Linked DNA regions of Homo sapiens: region 2 is linked to region 1. Evidence: read pairs that join two places in POLR2A ChIA-PET (ENCODE). Cell type or tissue: CD4-positive, alpha-beta T cell. All regions are shown on one strand. Links, peaks and the distances in the headings refer to the core of each region. The heading gives the core; the rest is flanking DNA.

The links. ChIA-PET counts read pairs that join two places held together with the same protein. Peaks named below come from ENCODE experiments on the same cell type or tissue, not always from the same donor. Only the 100,000 strongest peaks of a DNase experiment are listed, where the experiment ranks them.
Region 2: POLR2A ChIA-PET joins it to region 1 with 5 read pairs; 1 of 35 experiments calls an interaction of 5 or more read pairs at or near these places.

Annotation. Positions count from the first base shown.
Region 1 is chr14:60,153,787-60,161,449 of GRCh38, forward strand. It overlaps DHRS7 (dehydrogenase/reductase 7), which reads right to left. Exons shown (of 7, transcript NM_016029.4): 2 at 2,214-2,366; 3 at 173-279. It also overlaps the pseudogene SCOCP1. Among named protein-coding and RNA genes, the nearest start is that of DHRS7, 7.8 kb to the right of the region's middle. In CD4-positive, alpha-beta T cell, for the core only: no CTCF peak of the experiment used is centred there; no DNase peak of the experiment used is centred there; H3K27ac peaks cover 580 bases.
Region 2 is chr14:62,074,826-62,082,488 of GRCh38, forward strand. SYT16 (synaptotagmin 16) reads left to right here. Exons shown (of 8, transcript NM_001367656.1): 5 at 310-566; 6 at 6,009-6,449. Among named protein-coding and RNA genes, the nearest start is that of LINC00644, 61 kb to the right of the region's middle. RefSeq lists an enhancer at 6,247-6,366. In CD4-positive, alpha-beta T cell, for the core only: no CTCF peak of the experiment used is centred there; a DNase peak (open chromatin) is centred at 3,256.

The DNA.
Region 1 (7,663 bases), core at 3,094-7,093:
GTACTAATTCCATAATGACAAAGGCTCAGAGATTAAGGGGCCCAACTCATGGGCCCGATCTCACTGCATGGACCCCACTTGCCTAAAGCCCTTTGTATGACAGCACCACGGATGGGAATCTCTTCTGCAGTTACTTCAAAGCAAGACTATATCAATATAAGATGCTACTTACTCTACCAAACTCCTGGAGAACAGCTTTGGTAGCCGCTTCATGGGAACCAGTGTCGGTCAGGTCAAGGGGCAAAACAAGTATATCTTTTTCTTTTAAATTGCCATTCTCTAAATAAAGACAAAAATTTGTGTGGAAGTCATGCCATAGTTCAGTCAAGCTCCTTGCTACTCCCACTAACACCCACCCTGCAACAGGACTTGGCAACAAACTCATTTCTGGGTGGCCCTGTGAAAGTTCCTCTCGGTGGTCAGGAAGAGGACTAGTGGTTATATCAGACAAAAAGCTGGCTGGCCTCACAGGAAGTAGAATGGCAACTTGAATATGCAGTCTAACTTTACAATTTGATTTCTGATAGAAATCAAGATTATACTACAAACTAGAAAAGAGCAAATATTTTAGAGCAATTTCTTTAGAAGTACAGAGGTACCTTTGTTTTGTGATAGGCTCACAAAGATGAGTTGCTCTTCTACACACAAAACAACTACTTGTGCTTAAAATCAGTAAGAAGCTCAGAGTCCTACAGTCAAATGACATATAGAAGCTTCTCTCCAGAGGCTAAGGATTCCTGGAGGTAAACAGGGAAAAGGACACATGCCTGAAATTCCCAACCAAGAAACATGCTGCTGCTTTGTGATTGGCTTTCTGTTCATCAAAAGAACAACTGAAACTAATTTTCCTGGACTCTAACCTTGAAATACAAGTAACATCAGTAAGAAAAACAAGCAAGTATAGAAAATAGAAGAGGTAAAAAGACTTCATGGGCAAAAGAGTTAAGCGTGAAACATCAACTGTATTAAATGAAAAAGTGGGCACTACAGATCTGCAAGATAAAAGGAAACAGCCTTGTGCCAGGTAAGAAATGCTGACCTGGTTCATCTACTCCACCAGTACAGGACTTGCAAGTCACAGCAGTAGAGGAACAACTATCAAAAGAAGTGGCCCAGTGCAAAAACACAAGAGGCCTTTGAAAGCAGTATCATGAAAGAGGCCTGTTGCCCTGCTGAGCACTACTGTGGCAACTAACTCTCATTTCTGGGTGGTTAGCTCGATCAGCAAAGTTAAAGATTTAAAAGAATGACAGGTAGAGAGATGGCCCAAAAAATGGTCTGTTGGAAAATTCAAAATTATCTCAGTTTAGGTACTATTAATAAATGTTCCATGAAAAATAATAACTTTATACTTGAAGTTGCTTTCAATGTGAACATAATGGCTGGGTGCGGTGGCTCACACCTGTAATCCCAGCATTTTGGGAGGCCGAGGCAGGCAGATCACCTGAGGTCAGGAGGTCGAGACCAGCATGGCCAACATGGTGAAACCCCGTCTCCATTAAAAATACAAAAATTAGCTGGGTGTGGTGGTGCACGTCTGTGGCCCCAGCTACTCAGGAGGCTGAGGTACAAGAATCGCTTGAACCTGTGAGGCGGAAGTTGCAATGAGCCAAGATCACACCATTGTACTCCAGCCTGGGCAACAAAGTGAGACTTCATCTCAAAAAGAAAAAAGTAAACATAACTACACCAAAATTCAAACAAAAATATTAACACTGTTGCCCTTTATGTGAATATGAAAGTATTACCTCAAGTTGTATTTTTTAAAGCTAATTCCATTCCTGTTCTTTTATCCTATATAATAAGTCTTATCCCATATGATTTTAATATCTGATACTTTAATAAAATGAGTAAGGATTCTTCCTAATTTCTATGATCAGATACATGTATGTCATGGATAAGAACCCAACTGTTTTTTCTCTAAGACAAAAATCTAAGATACTTGGTCACTAAAAATCCACCAGCATTTTATATAATTGTTGGTCACTCCCTAATGCCAAGAGTCAGTGCAAAAAAAGCATAGAAAGGTGGCAGAAAAGAAGAAAAAGGCGAGGGCAGCCAATTAAGGCAAAAAGGAGAGGAACTGAGATGAAGCATGTAGAACATTTGGAGCCGGGGGGAAATCTCACTCCTCTCTAAAAGTCCCAAAACTGTATTTGAGTTTGGACTGATTTATTTCTAGGAAGCACCGCTGCTATTTCAGATCCGCTTACCTAGGCATCTTCTTTTCACCCTTTCCAGCTCATGCACTCTTCTGGCTGACAGCACAAGAGAAACTCCTAGTTTAGACAACTGGTAAGCCAGCTCCTCACCAATTCCACTCGAGGCTCCAGTCACCCACACCACCATATCAGTCAGCTCCCATTCTATGGAAGGAATGTAAATGGAAGGAAGAAAATAAGCAATGAATTACGCTCATAAATCCAAGATTAGAAAAAAAAAAGAAAGCCTTAAACAATACCACTAAATATGAAGGCATGATGTATAGAGTTAAAATTTGAAATATTCTAAGAAAGCATCTCCTTCTTAACTAAAAAAAAAAAAAAGCATTAATACAAATCATACTAGTAACAGTTATCAACACAGTATTTGTATATTACAGAACCTTCATGACTTTTCCAGACTTTACTTCAAGGTAAGCCTTATAACCTCATGGTTTCACTCTAAGGCTCTATTTAACACAAACAGGTAAGATAAATATGATAGATAAGATAAACAGGCTAAGTAAATACAAAAATCACTGTCTGGACTCACTTTTCCTTAGCCATTAAATGAGGCATTCAGATTAGATGATGGCTGAAGGTCACATCCAGTTTTTAATTCTATTATTCTAATATTTTGCAATGGAGGTTGATGAAGAATCTAAATATACCAAGTTCTGTGCTGTTGATGGAAACATCCTAGATTTTTAAAGTAGTATTTTCCCCATTTGCCAATAATGCCTGATGCCTATCAGCTCAAGGTCATTTTGTAAAAATGTTCCCCAGATGCCTGAGCTTTCATCTTAGGAGAATATAGTAATTCACCCAAGAACAAATGCATATTACAGAGAGATGAAATATTGTACTCTGCTTCTCCAATTATGTTCCTCTTAAAAGACTACAAATGTTACAGTACTAAAGCAATGACAAATGGTTTATTCTTTTCTCCAATGAAAAACTTATTAGCACTTCAGGAGATGATATTCACTGTCTCTCTGAACCCGTAAAGTCACTGTTATGCAAAGTTCCTGGGTGACTTATTTACTAAAATATATGTTATTTATCAAAAATATCAAATATCGTATCACTTAACATCACATTTCCGATTTTAGATCAGAAAAGTTAAAATCAGGAAATGATTGTACTGTTTTAAACAGCTCTAAATCCTAACTGTGATGTTAACAGTACCATCCCTGGAGACTGCCAGGGTTCAAATGCCAGCTCCATCACACACAGCACTGAAATGCTCCCAGGTGAGAACTTGGTGCCTTAATTTTCCACAACTGGAAATGTGATGAATAAGAACACATCCTTCACAGGATTGTTGAGAAATGAGTTAAAACATGGAAAGCACTCAGGGCAGTATCTAGTACATACTCAGTGTTTAATAAACGTCAATTATAATTATTGCTCAAGTTTTTTAACAGATGGACTTTACTACAGCAAAACATAGAACAGTCACTTAATAACGTATGTCTCCTAACTTCTCCAGCCAGGAAAACAGAGTTACCAATTCTAATGGCTTAACGTTTTTACATTACTTCCTATGTACTTAGCACATTGTCTACTAAAAGCCTCACCAGAACTGTATGGAAAGGTATTATTATCTCAGTTTTACAGAAAAGGTAACTGAGGTTTACAGAGATTAATTTGTCCCACTAGACCATAGATTCCATTAAGGGTAGGACCCTGTCTACCTTGTTCATTGCTGTGGCCTCAGTGCTTAGCAAAGACTGGAATATTGAAAAGGCTCCATAAATAACTACTGAATAAACACCCAAGAACCCTGGCAGAGCCGGGATATAAGCCCAGGTATATCTAGCTCCAAAGCCCACACTGTCCACTATTTCATGATATACACATTTACATATGATCAATATTTTAAAACCCAACTGTTTCTTAGACATTCAAGAAAATACCACTTGTCCTTAAGAAAAAGGTTCCATGTAAATATCTCAACTAAGGCCAGGTACGGTGGCTCACATCTGTAATCCCAGCACTTTGGGAGGCCAAGGCGGGCAGATCACTTGAGGCCAGGAGTTCGAGACCAGCCTGGCCAACATGATGGAACCTGTTCTCTATGAAAAATACAAAAATTAGCCAGGTGTGGTGGCGCATCGTTGTAACCCCAACTACTCAGGAGGCTGAGGTGCAAGAATTGCTTGAACCTGGGAGGCAGAGGTTGCAGTGAGCCAAGATTGCTCCACTGCACTCCAGCATGGGTGACAGAGTGAGACTCTGTCGGAAAAAAAAAAAAAAAAAAAAAAATCTCAACTAAGGATGGAAACATCCCAAATACTATGTCTGGGCTACAATGCTTTCCTGTCATATAACGTACTTTTGTGAAAAGGCACAATTGGGCCACCTTCCTATAGGACTTTATCAAGAACAACATAACATCTATTCAGATAATCATTTATTCATTCATTGACTACTTGTTGTTCCCAAGTTCTGCAATCATCACACTCTAGAGTGAATATCATTTGTTTTAGAAACACAGGATTTACTAACTAGTGTCGAGCTAACAAAGACCTCTTGATATTTACACACATAAGCAAATATTTAAAGCTGATGGTGTAAACTTTTAATACAATCACAATTCTGGCCTCTTCCTCCCACCCTGAAGAAACTTTTTTATTTAGCACCGTTTGTTTCCCGATTCCACAGAATCTGGTATACATAATGGCCTCCCTTTAAGAGCCCCTGAAAGTAGATTCTTAAGAGTTGAAAGGAAAGTGATAGTTCAACCCCCACTCCAGTTTGAGAATTCTCTTCTCAAGCCCTTGACCCATCTCTAATTCCCTCACAGGATGAGGAAGCTAATTATCTCTGAAGGCTTCAGCTCCTTTTTTGGGAAAGTCTAATCATTCCAGGGATCTTTTTTATACTGATATGATAAGCTTTTAAATGCTATCAACCAGTAGCAGTGGGCAGTAATCCTGCCTTGTGGTTTGACAAAGAAGAAATCAAACTTCTGGTGTCGGTGGGTCCAAGTGTCCAGCCTGAGGCATCCTCCCCATCCCTTCCTCTCCCAGCACCTCAAACATTCATCAAGGATTTTGTATCCAAGGCCCAAAAGTTTGTTACCCAAGACGACAAATATTGACATGGATGCAGTTGATGCTGAAAATCATTTGGAATTGGAGGGAAAAACACAGCTTATTAATCAAGTGTTGGAACCCCAACATACACTTCAAGATCTCCCTGTCAGAGGAGATGCGGTTACGGAAGAAAATCTCAAGCTAAAATCAGAAAACCAAGTTTCTTAGACAATACACAGAAAATTTCATGTCAGCTTCTAGTGTTTTTCAAACAACTGACACAAAAAGCAAAAGAAAATACAGAATTGAAGCCCTTCTGTTTTATGGAATTGCTGCTGACCTTTCTTTATATGTTGGACAGATTTCAAAAGTGATAGTACCTTTGTTTGTGGTTTCATTGAATATTTATGAAGCTAATGTCAGATGTAGGCAACATTCATAGCATAACAGGAAACTTCCATAAGTTTGTGTATTATGTTAGTCTATGAGAATGTGCAAATGTATTGGAAACTTAATTTAGAATAGCACATATTTATGAAACTTAAGATGAATGTTTTATCAAATTTGCTCTGATTTGTGGGTTTAGCCCTGTCTTTTATTATAGGCTTAGTAAGATATACAAGAAAATAACCATCATGCTGTGAAAAAGTGACCCCAATCAGGTACTGACTGCACAGATTCATGTACCCTATCCATCTTCTTGGGCCCCTTCTCCACTGGCTTCTTCCTTCCTATCTCCCCTCCCCCAGGGAAAAACTGGTTTCATATTTGTAAAAGCAATTTTAATACTTAATCATCTCTGAGAGTAACCTGAACTTTAATTGTCAAAACTTAACCAAATGAAGACATTTTCTCAGCTAGAGCTTCTCATTTGTGATATTTAATACTAAGATAGAATTGCTGGTTTCTCTTTAATCAATTGAAAACAAAAAGAGACTATAAAAATGAAGATTTTTCATTGAAACTGAATTGTCAATCTGGGAAGATAATTTTTTGTTGTCAAAAACTTCTTTTTGGCCAGGTACAGTGGCTCACGCCTGTAATCCCAGCACTTTGGGAGGCCGAGGCAGGAGGATCACCTGAGATCAGGAGTTCAAGCCCAGCCTGGCCAACATGGCGAAACCCCATCTCTACTAAAAATACAAAAATTAGCTGGGCGTGGTGGTGGGTGCCTGTAATCCCAGCTACTTGGGAGGCTGAGGCAGGGAGAATTGCTTGAACCTCTAGGAGGTGGGGTTTGCAGTGAGCCTGCACTCCAGCCTGGGCAACAAAGTGAGACTCTATCTCAAAAAACAAAAAACAAAAAAAAAACTTCTTTTTTTTTTTTTTTTTTACAAAATTACCTACTTTGTATCTGAAAAGATATAAATTATGGTCGTGTGTGTTTAAAATAGAAAAGCTTAAGGGAAAATAGAAATAGGATGGAAAAGTACTTGGGAAAATACTAGTAACCAACTCCAAATATTTTCACTCCAGATTTTTGTTATCTCTGGCACAGAGTAGATCTTTTGGGAAATATATGAGAGTAGATTAAGCTCGACTAACCTGTTTTTTGGCGGGGGGACGGGGGGAGGGGACAAGGCCTGGCTCTGTCACCCAAGCTGGAGTGCAGTGGCATGATCTTGGCTCCCTGCAACCTCCACGGCTCAGGCTCAAGCCAACCTCCCACCTCAGCCTCCCAAGTAGCTGGGACTACAGGCGTGTACCATCATGCCCGGCTAATTTTTTTGTGTGTATTTTTTTGTAGATATGAGGTTTTGCCATGTTGCCTAGGCTGGTCTCGAACTTGTGAGCTCTAGCGATTTGCCCACCTCAGCCTCCCAAAGTGCTGGGATTACAGGCGTGAGCTACCGCATCTGGCCAACTTTGACTAATCTTATGTACCACATCTGGAAGAGAACAGTTACAAAGAGTTTGGTCTCAAGGTATATTTCTACTCAGCAGATTAACTTTTGCAAAATTCCTTAAGAATGTATTAGTATCAGAACTGTGAAAAATGGGAGTTTCAGATGTACACTTATTGATAATCTTGCTCAGTTTTATCCTGCTTGTTCTCCCAGAATTTTTTGTAAACTCAACTCCTCTGTTTACAGAGTTTTAGTCACTTTTAACAATTTTTTAAAATTCAGTTTGTAGACTCCATTTGTTAAGGGAATCAATATCAGAAGTAATACTAAAATGTTATAATAGGAAAAGGGATCCACTAATATAGCTTATGGTTATTAGAGCTGGGCTACCTTTAATCATGGAATAATCTTATGTATAGGTGTAAGAATGACTCACTATATGAATACATACTAATCATATTACAAACATTTTGCATCCCTTTTGTGACCTAGACAGACATTTAAATTGTGTTGCAATTCTGCTTTCTTGTTTTACAAAAAGCTGTTTCAGGAAGAAAAGAAAAGAAATGAAACC
Region 2 (7,663 bases), core at 1,675-5,674, 1.9 Mb after region 1:
AGTCTTGTGGTCATTAGCTCCAGCAAAATGCTGTGTCGATTTTATCCTTTTGACATAAATATATATTCTCTACACTCATATTTAAAAAGTATTAAGCCTTCTGATACGCCACATAATGAGATAATGTTCTTTTTCATTTTATGGATCAAGTTTCTTCACTGTATGGATAGAATTATGTTTCTGCAGGTATTATTGGTATGGGTTCTGTTTCTGCAATCTTGATTGTTGTGACTGCAATTACTCAATTTCTCTAGGTAAAAAGGTGTTAAAAATAATGCATTTGAAATGGTTTTCTTATTGCAAATTTAGATTTGGATGGAGCCAGCCAACGGCGTTATTCTGAGAATCTCTCCTACGGTGAAGATGACCACATCCCTGCTCACTCACAGTCCCCATGTGAAAGAGGGGATGCCAAACACCACGGCACATCTCACCAAGAGTCCAGTGTGGTCCAAAGCCTCAGGCGCCAATCCACAGAGGGCAGCTTGGAGATGGAGACAGCTTTTAATAGCCGGGGATTTGAAGATTCCTATGCCACTGACAGCTCCTCCATGTGGAGTCCAGAGGCAAGTTATTTGTTTTTCATTCTTTCATTGGTTCCCTTTCCCCTTCCCCTCTTTCCACTCTCCTTTCTCATCTCTCTAAAAAAAAAAAAAAATTCCAGAAAGGAAGCATTACTTTTATCTGCAATAAATTTTTGTCCAGATGACCAAAATCCCATGCATGTCAATAAAAGAGTCATAAATTTCTCTCAAAATGGAAAAAAAAGGATGAACGGTAAAAAAAAAAAAAAAGAAAAAAAGAAAAAAAAATAAGAATGGTGGCAGAATGGATCCAGGAACAGCCAGGCTTTTCTTTTATATAAAGGCTTTTTATAGACTTAATTTTAAATAATGGAATTTTCAGTTCTTTAGAGGGACTGGTTTATTTACTTCATGGTTTCAATTAAGTGGAGTCTATTTTTATTTAGCCCAAATCTCAAGTTACGATTATTTGATATGAAAATTATTTGAAAATTGAACTAAAATGAAATGGCCTTCCAAGTGAAATTATACAAGGTGTAATGATGCAGATCTTGCACTGTGAATATATACAAAATATATTTTGTGCCTAGGAGACAGCATTAATCAGTAATGCCCCTCTGGCCATTGACATTGGTTTTGTAGTAAATCTCTGATAAAAGATACTTCTTCCAAAGTTCTTTTTCAAGTAAAGCTTAGTCCAGAATAAATGTAACAATCAATCCAGAGATATGGCTGGAGGTGATGATGGTAGTAGCTACCATTTATTGAGCAGTTAATATATGCCAGGCACTGTGATAAGGATTTTACCAAATTGTTTCCTTTTACTGGCCCTTACGGTTATTTTTCCATTAGATAGATCCCTCCTATCATGATTCTGTGACATTGGAAGGCATTAAGGAATGGTGTTTAATACCTAATTTGAAATTAATTTTGATGAAATAAGTCATATACATATATAAACCTTTAATATAATTTGCAGGGATGGGGGAAGAAGGAGAGAGGTGAATGGATTTTATTAGCATCCATTTGAGAAAATAAACAGGATGCATCTCTTATTAGGACTTGGAGTGTCACACACGCTAAATGCTCAAGGTAAAAAAAAAAAAAGGAATCACAGAAAACCCTGTTTCCAAGCCTTAACTGCTAACATGTTGGCGTGTGTAGGTAGTATCTAAGGAGGGGTATGCATACACATCTGTGCCCCTGTGTAGATGTCTCTGCTGAGGACCAGAAATGGTAGCTCACATATGTGGTTTGTGGCTTGTTAAAAAGCAGCCCTTCATATGGAGGCACCCAAAGCCATTAACTTTATACATTTTGTTTAAAAAAAGAAAAAACTCTGCTTACCCGTTAGTTTACTACCAAGCCGTATCAAATCCCACACACTAACTCTTAAAAAATATTTTGAATCTCTCTCCCAAAAACAAAACAGACCAAATGATTTGCCTGCCTATTGATACTCTGTCTCCTTGGTGATTGTGCCATGAGGCTTGGAAGTGACTTCTCCAGGTCACCTCCCATTTACCTGCCTGCTGGAGCTTTAATAGAAGACTCGGTATTGAGGGTACTAAATGTTCTCAGACTCCAAAAATACCCAGACATCTCTGTGTGCTCCATTCAACCTCCTATCTATTTTGAGAAAAAACTGTAATTTGGTGCTCCTACAGTAGAACCTCAAATCCAACTCGGAGGCAGTTCCCGTAACTGCCTGCTTTGCAGGCTTAGCTTGCCTTTTAAGAAATGATTTATTTGCCTCTTAGCTGTATTGAGAACTCTGTCTTCCCCTGTGTATCTGGCATCAGGAACATATTGTAGGCCTGTTTACTTTAGGCCACACAGATGACATCAACACTATCTTACTAAAACAGAAAGGCTTTCAATTTGACAGAAAATCTTTAAACCTACCTGGGTTTTGACAATTTGACACAAGTATTCTCATCTTAAGGAAAAGCCCAGGATATTGGAGCTCAAGGAATCATTTATTTTGTCTCAGCAGGAAACTGGTCGTGCAGTGTGACTACCTGTTAGGCTGATGGATTTTCGAGCTCTGCTCTTCTCTGCTGGCGAAGGCCTTTGGCTTTTTCCTGCAGACCCAGGGCTTGGCAGGAAAGACAATGGGAGTGTGGCTGGTGATTTTGAGCACACAGGGAGACAGGTGTCCCACTTTTCATCTCTGCTTTCCACTGATTAATTGGTTGGCCTTGAGAAGTTAATTAAAATCTGCCAAATGGGGATAAGAATGAAGAGATTTTTACCTTGCAGGAAGGTCAGATGGATTAGTGGTATTAACAGTACCCAAGTGAGGAGCTCCTTCAGTTGCCTGGTGAGAGGTAAAGTGTGTTGAAATAATTAATTGCTATGAAAATACCAGCATTCACAAATCTTTTTCTCAAATCAACCCAGGGAGGGGCTACAAAGCCCAGTTTTCATGGGCCACAGCTTGAATTGGCCTATCCAAAGCCCAGCCATTGGCAGGATCTGTTTATTCAGAGGAGTTCTTAGGACAGTCAGGAGCTCTACCCAGGACTCTCTTAGAAACCTGCAGGTGGAGTGAGCATTTATCCGAAGAGACAGCCTGATACATAAGTGGAGAGAGCTCCTCATTCACTAAAATATTTTTACCTTGGCATTGAAGTTGACAAAACTAAGAGCTATTAACTAACATTAAGAGCAGGGGCCTCAAAGGATGTGAAAACCACAGAGAGTGTGATTCCAACCCCCACCTTCCGTCTTCTCCCCCTTCATCTTGTGCGCTTGCTCTCTCTCTCTCTCTCTCTAGTGCTCTCTCGCTCTCTCTCTCTCTCTCTATATATATATATATAAACACACACACACACACACACACACATATGTCTATATGTAGAAATAGTTATGCCTAAAGGTTTGGGGAAGAAGAAAGGAGACTGTATGTTTCAAAATAAGGTTTGAAATTTTGAGTATTGGATACGAGTTAAGGCAGGCCTGGGACTCAAACTGCCAGGGCATGAGTCCTGGATAATCTTGTCTGGGAATTTGATCTGGGCTTGGGGGGAGAGAGCGTGTTAGTTATTTAGTCTTTCTAAGCTTGAGTTTCGTCCTCCATAAAATGAAGATATTAAAATACCTACCTCATTGCATTGATGTAAATATTCAAAAAGATAATGTTTCTTAGTTGGGTTCCTCAAAAAAGCAGAGCCTACGTAAAGGCTTTGTTCCCTGCTTTGGGAGTGCAACCCCAGGGAACAAAAGTGCGAGACAAGGGAAGTAAGGCAGGGAAGAAGGGAGGTCAAGTGTGAGAATACACAGTTGAATTGGCCACCACTCAGTATGGCTAATTGCCTGATCTTGTGTGATCACACTCCAAGAAGCTGTATGAACTGATAGGACAACTGACTACGGGGCAAAAAGTAGACTTCACATATATTGGTGTCAAGCAGGGTTCTGCAGCTGTCTAAGCCTTGGCGGTCGACAGAGAGACCAATGATAAGAAATGAGAATTATATTGTGTGGGTAGAAGGTAAGACTTTATTGAGTAGTTCCAGGCTGAAACTACTTAGAGCCCATATAGGCTGTGCCTTAGGGGAAGATGGAACATGAGTTAAGGCCAAGAAGATCTGAAGTGTTTAAGAGCCAATTTTTATAGTCTGTAAAGGATTTGATATGGTATTTGGCATAAGAAATAGTTTAGTAGATGTTAGCTATTATTACTTATGGTCAGAAATGCAATACAGAGATGATCAAGAGTAGGCTAAAATAGATGGGAGTTTTAGGAAGAGACAAGGGAGTTTGAGAGAAGATTCTGACTTGATTTTTGAGTTGGCCTAAATCCTTGGAGACTTGCTTCTAATATATATACACTAGTCAGTTGTATTCAAAAGTCTCTATAGCAACCACTTTTATCACTTGAAACTAAGTACCTCTGAATAGAAACACTCACGCATGATTGCATGCTCACAGGAAAGGATATAAGAAGCTTCACTTATTTTACAAGAAATCTAAATTTTCTTGCAGGCTAATTTGAATCTTAAAAGAAAAGGATATTTATTAGATGTCTACTGTCTGTCAAGTCCTCTACTTTTTACAACATCCCTACACAGAAGGTACCATCTCCATTTTACAGTTGAGGAAAATAGAACATGGAAAGGATTAAATGACTTGCCCAGTGTCATAGAGCTAGTAAGTGGTAGGCCTGGGCTTCCTAAGGAAATACGAACCCAGAGAACCATGAACTTTCACCCAGACTATGTGGGAAAGTTTCATTGATGGATGCACATTTTGAGGCATTGTATTATAATTTGAAACGAGATCTCTAAATTAGCAAGTTCTGGTGTTCAATTGCATAAATAAGAACTGGTTTGCAATAAGAATCAGATCAAAGTTTAGTTACAGGTAAGGATCATGCCTTCAGAGGAAAATAGAATTATTATTGACATTATTTATAATTTGTTAGTGGGGTGGTTCATTATAATAAATGCAGCCTAGCTCAGTTTTCCCAGTAAGGTCATCAGATCTGAGTGGCTGCATGTAAATTGCTACCCAAGGGTGACATTCCATAAAGAGGGATGTGTGTTTGAGAATAGGTAGCACCAGTCCAGTGGTGGGAATAGATATTTATGCAGTCTGGTCTAAGCCAGGTATTTTCATATCAATGAAAACCTCACAACAACACACCAGCAAGTAGGCACATTAATGTGCATTTTTAAGCTAGACTACCGAGAGGCTGGTCTATTTGGCCAGGGTAAAAAAGCTAGTCAGTGGTAGAGTTATGATTTCAATTTAGGTGTTCTGGCTCCAGGCTCAGTGTTGCTGTTTACTAAAGGGCTGTGGAGGTGTCCTCCTAAATCCTTGCTGCTCAAAGTGTGAGCCGAGGCTAGCAGCGTCAACATCCCTTGTGCCTGTCCCAGAAATGGCAGGATCTCAAGCTCCACTCCAGACCTACTGAATCAGAATCCTCAGATGATTTAGGTCTACATTAAAGTTTGAGAAGCTCAGCCCTAAACCTTTTCTCCCACTTAGATTGAAAATATACTGAAGCATCACCTTCCTGGGACTCCCATCAAAATTCTTGTCTGTAGAAAGCTCTTGCCTGTGGAGAACAGGCTCAGGCTCAACCATCTGTATTTAGGGACACAAGGAAAAGTTGCCTATGGACAATTGCCTGTTGACTTAATTTTAGATTTAGCATCTCAGTTGGTTTCAATGATCCTGGGCAATTGTGCTTTTTGAGAGGCAGTATATATGAAAACACTTTGCAAAAATATAAAAGCTTTAGTTATCCATTCCAAAAACATTCACGAAGGCGCACCATATGCTAGGCACTTTGCCGTCAAAGAATTCACAGTTTAATGCAGCGATAGACCAGTAAACAGACCTATCTGATATAGAGGGAATACACTGGCAGTTAGAAAGCAGGGATTCTGAAGGAGCACAAAGGGGCACCAACTGGCCAAAATGTAATTGGGTATCATCATTTCCATTTCTAATTGTTTCCTCTGCCTGCAACAGGAACAGGACAGGACCAATTTGCAGGTGCCATCCGGGGTCTCAGAGCCCATCTCAAAGTGTGGTGACCTAGATGTCATCTTTGAATATAGAGCCGCCAGCCAGAAGCTCACAGTGACCATTGTGAGGGCACAGGGCCTCCCAGATAAGGACCGAAGTGGTGTCAACTCCTGGCAAGTTCATGTAGTGCTGCTGCCTGGTAAGAAACACAGGGGCAGGACGAACATACAGAGAGGGCCCAACCCCGTCTTCAGGGAGAAGGTCACCTTTGCCAAGCTGGAGCCCAGAGATGTGGCTGCCTGTGCTGTCCGCTTCCGCCTGTACGCTGCCCGGAAGATGACCCGAGAGAGAATGATGGGAGAGAAACTATTCTATCTCAGCCACCTGCACCCAGAAGGGGAAATGAAAGTGACTCTGGTTCTGGAGCCAAGAAGTAATATAAGCGTGAGTATGTTAAATGGTGCTGCTAATGATGTGGTGTGTTCGAAGACCTGGGATTGTCAGCCCTTGATTTAGTACGTTCAGTCTGTGAATTCAGAGACTTTAATTTAATTTTCCATTTGGCTCTCCTCACCCTTGTAAGCCATGATTTGCACTTCATGGTACAATGGGTCTTTCATGCCTGTCTTCCTGATAACCTGATGGATAAATGCCCTGTCCATTTTAGGACAAAATAGCAGCAGTGTGGTAGAGGGCATGGAGAAAAACAGGGAAGGTGGCTTGGCCCTCTGGATTGTGGATAACTGATCCTACTCCTCCTGCCCCCAATCTGCATCATGATGAATCTCAGAGATGGGACTTTCTGGGCAAGGTTCTTAACGGGTATGCTGGGGCAGACTGAGAGAGCAGCCCAGAACTTCAGCTGCTTCTGAAACCTTTCATTTGTGTTACTACCGTCTTCCCTCATACCCCATTTCCCTGCTTGCCACAGGGTTTCAAGGAAAGGTGTCATAATTTACATGCCTACAGGATGGGCAGCTCACTACTGCTGTGGGTTATATGTCATGTAGTATGCCCATCTCCTTTTACAAAACCACGTTAACAGATCAGGGAGCTCTGTAGGCTCTGGATTCAATCAGTCATTCATTCAGAGATGTTTACTGTCAATTATGGTATAGGCAAAGTGGATGCAGGAAAGAACTAAGCAGGCGATGCCTCTGCCCTTGGAGAGCTTGCAGTCTAGTGGTGGCCAAGTAGGCAAGGAGACAGAGTGATAGGCTGCCGCTTGTTTAGAGGATCAGAGAAAGTTTCTTTGAGGTGGTGATAAAACGCCGGAACTCAAAGCATCGAGAGAGCGAGGCTGGTGCTGTGAGGAGGATGAGAGTTCCAGACAGAGTGAACAGCACATGCAAGCAGTCAGGATGTGGGGTGGCCGGGGGAGTGGGGAAGCTTGTCATATCTGAGGAAGAACAAAGGAGACAGAAAGTCTGGACTGTAGTGGTGGCAGATCTGTCTGCTTAAATGTCCAATGATGTCTCAAAATTAACGTCTTCAGGCCTGAAATCCTGATTTTTGCCTCCCTAAATCTATTCCCCCTGCAGTCTTCTCCATGTTGCTTAAAGGCAGTTGCATTCTTCCAATTGCTGGGGTCAAAAATCTCAGAAGTCATCTGTGACTTTTCTGTTTTCCACCTGAAATCCTATTGGCTCTATCTTCAG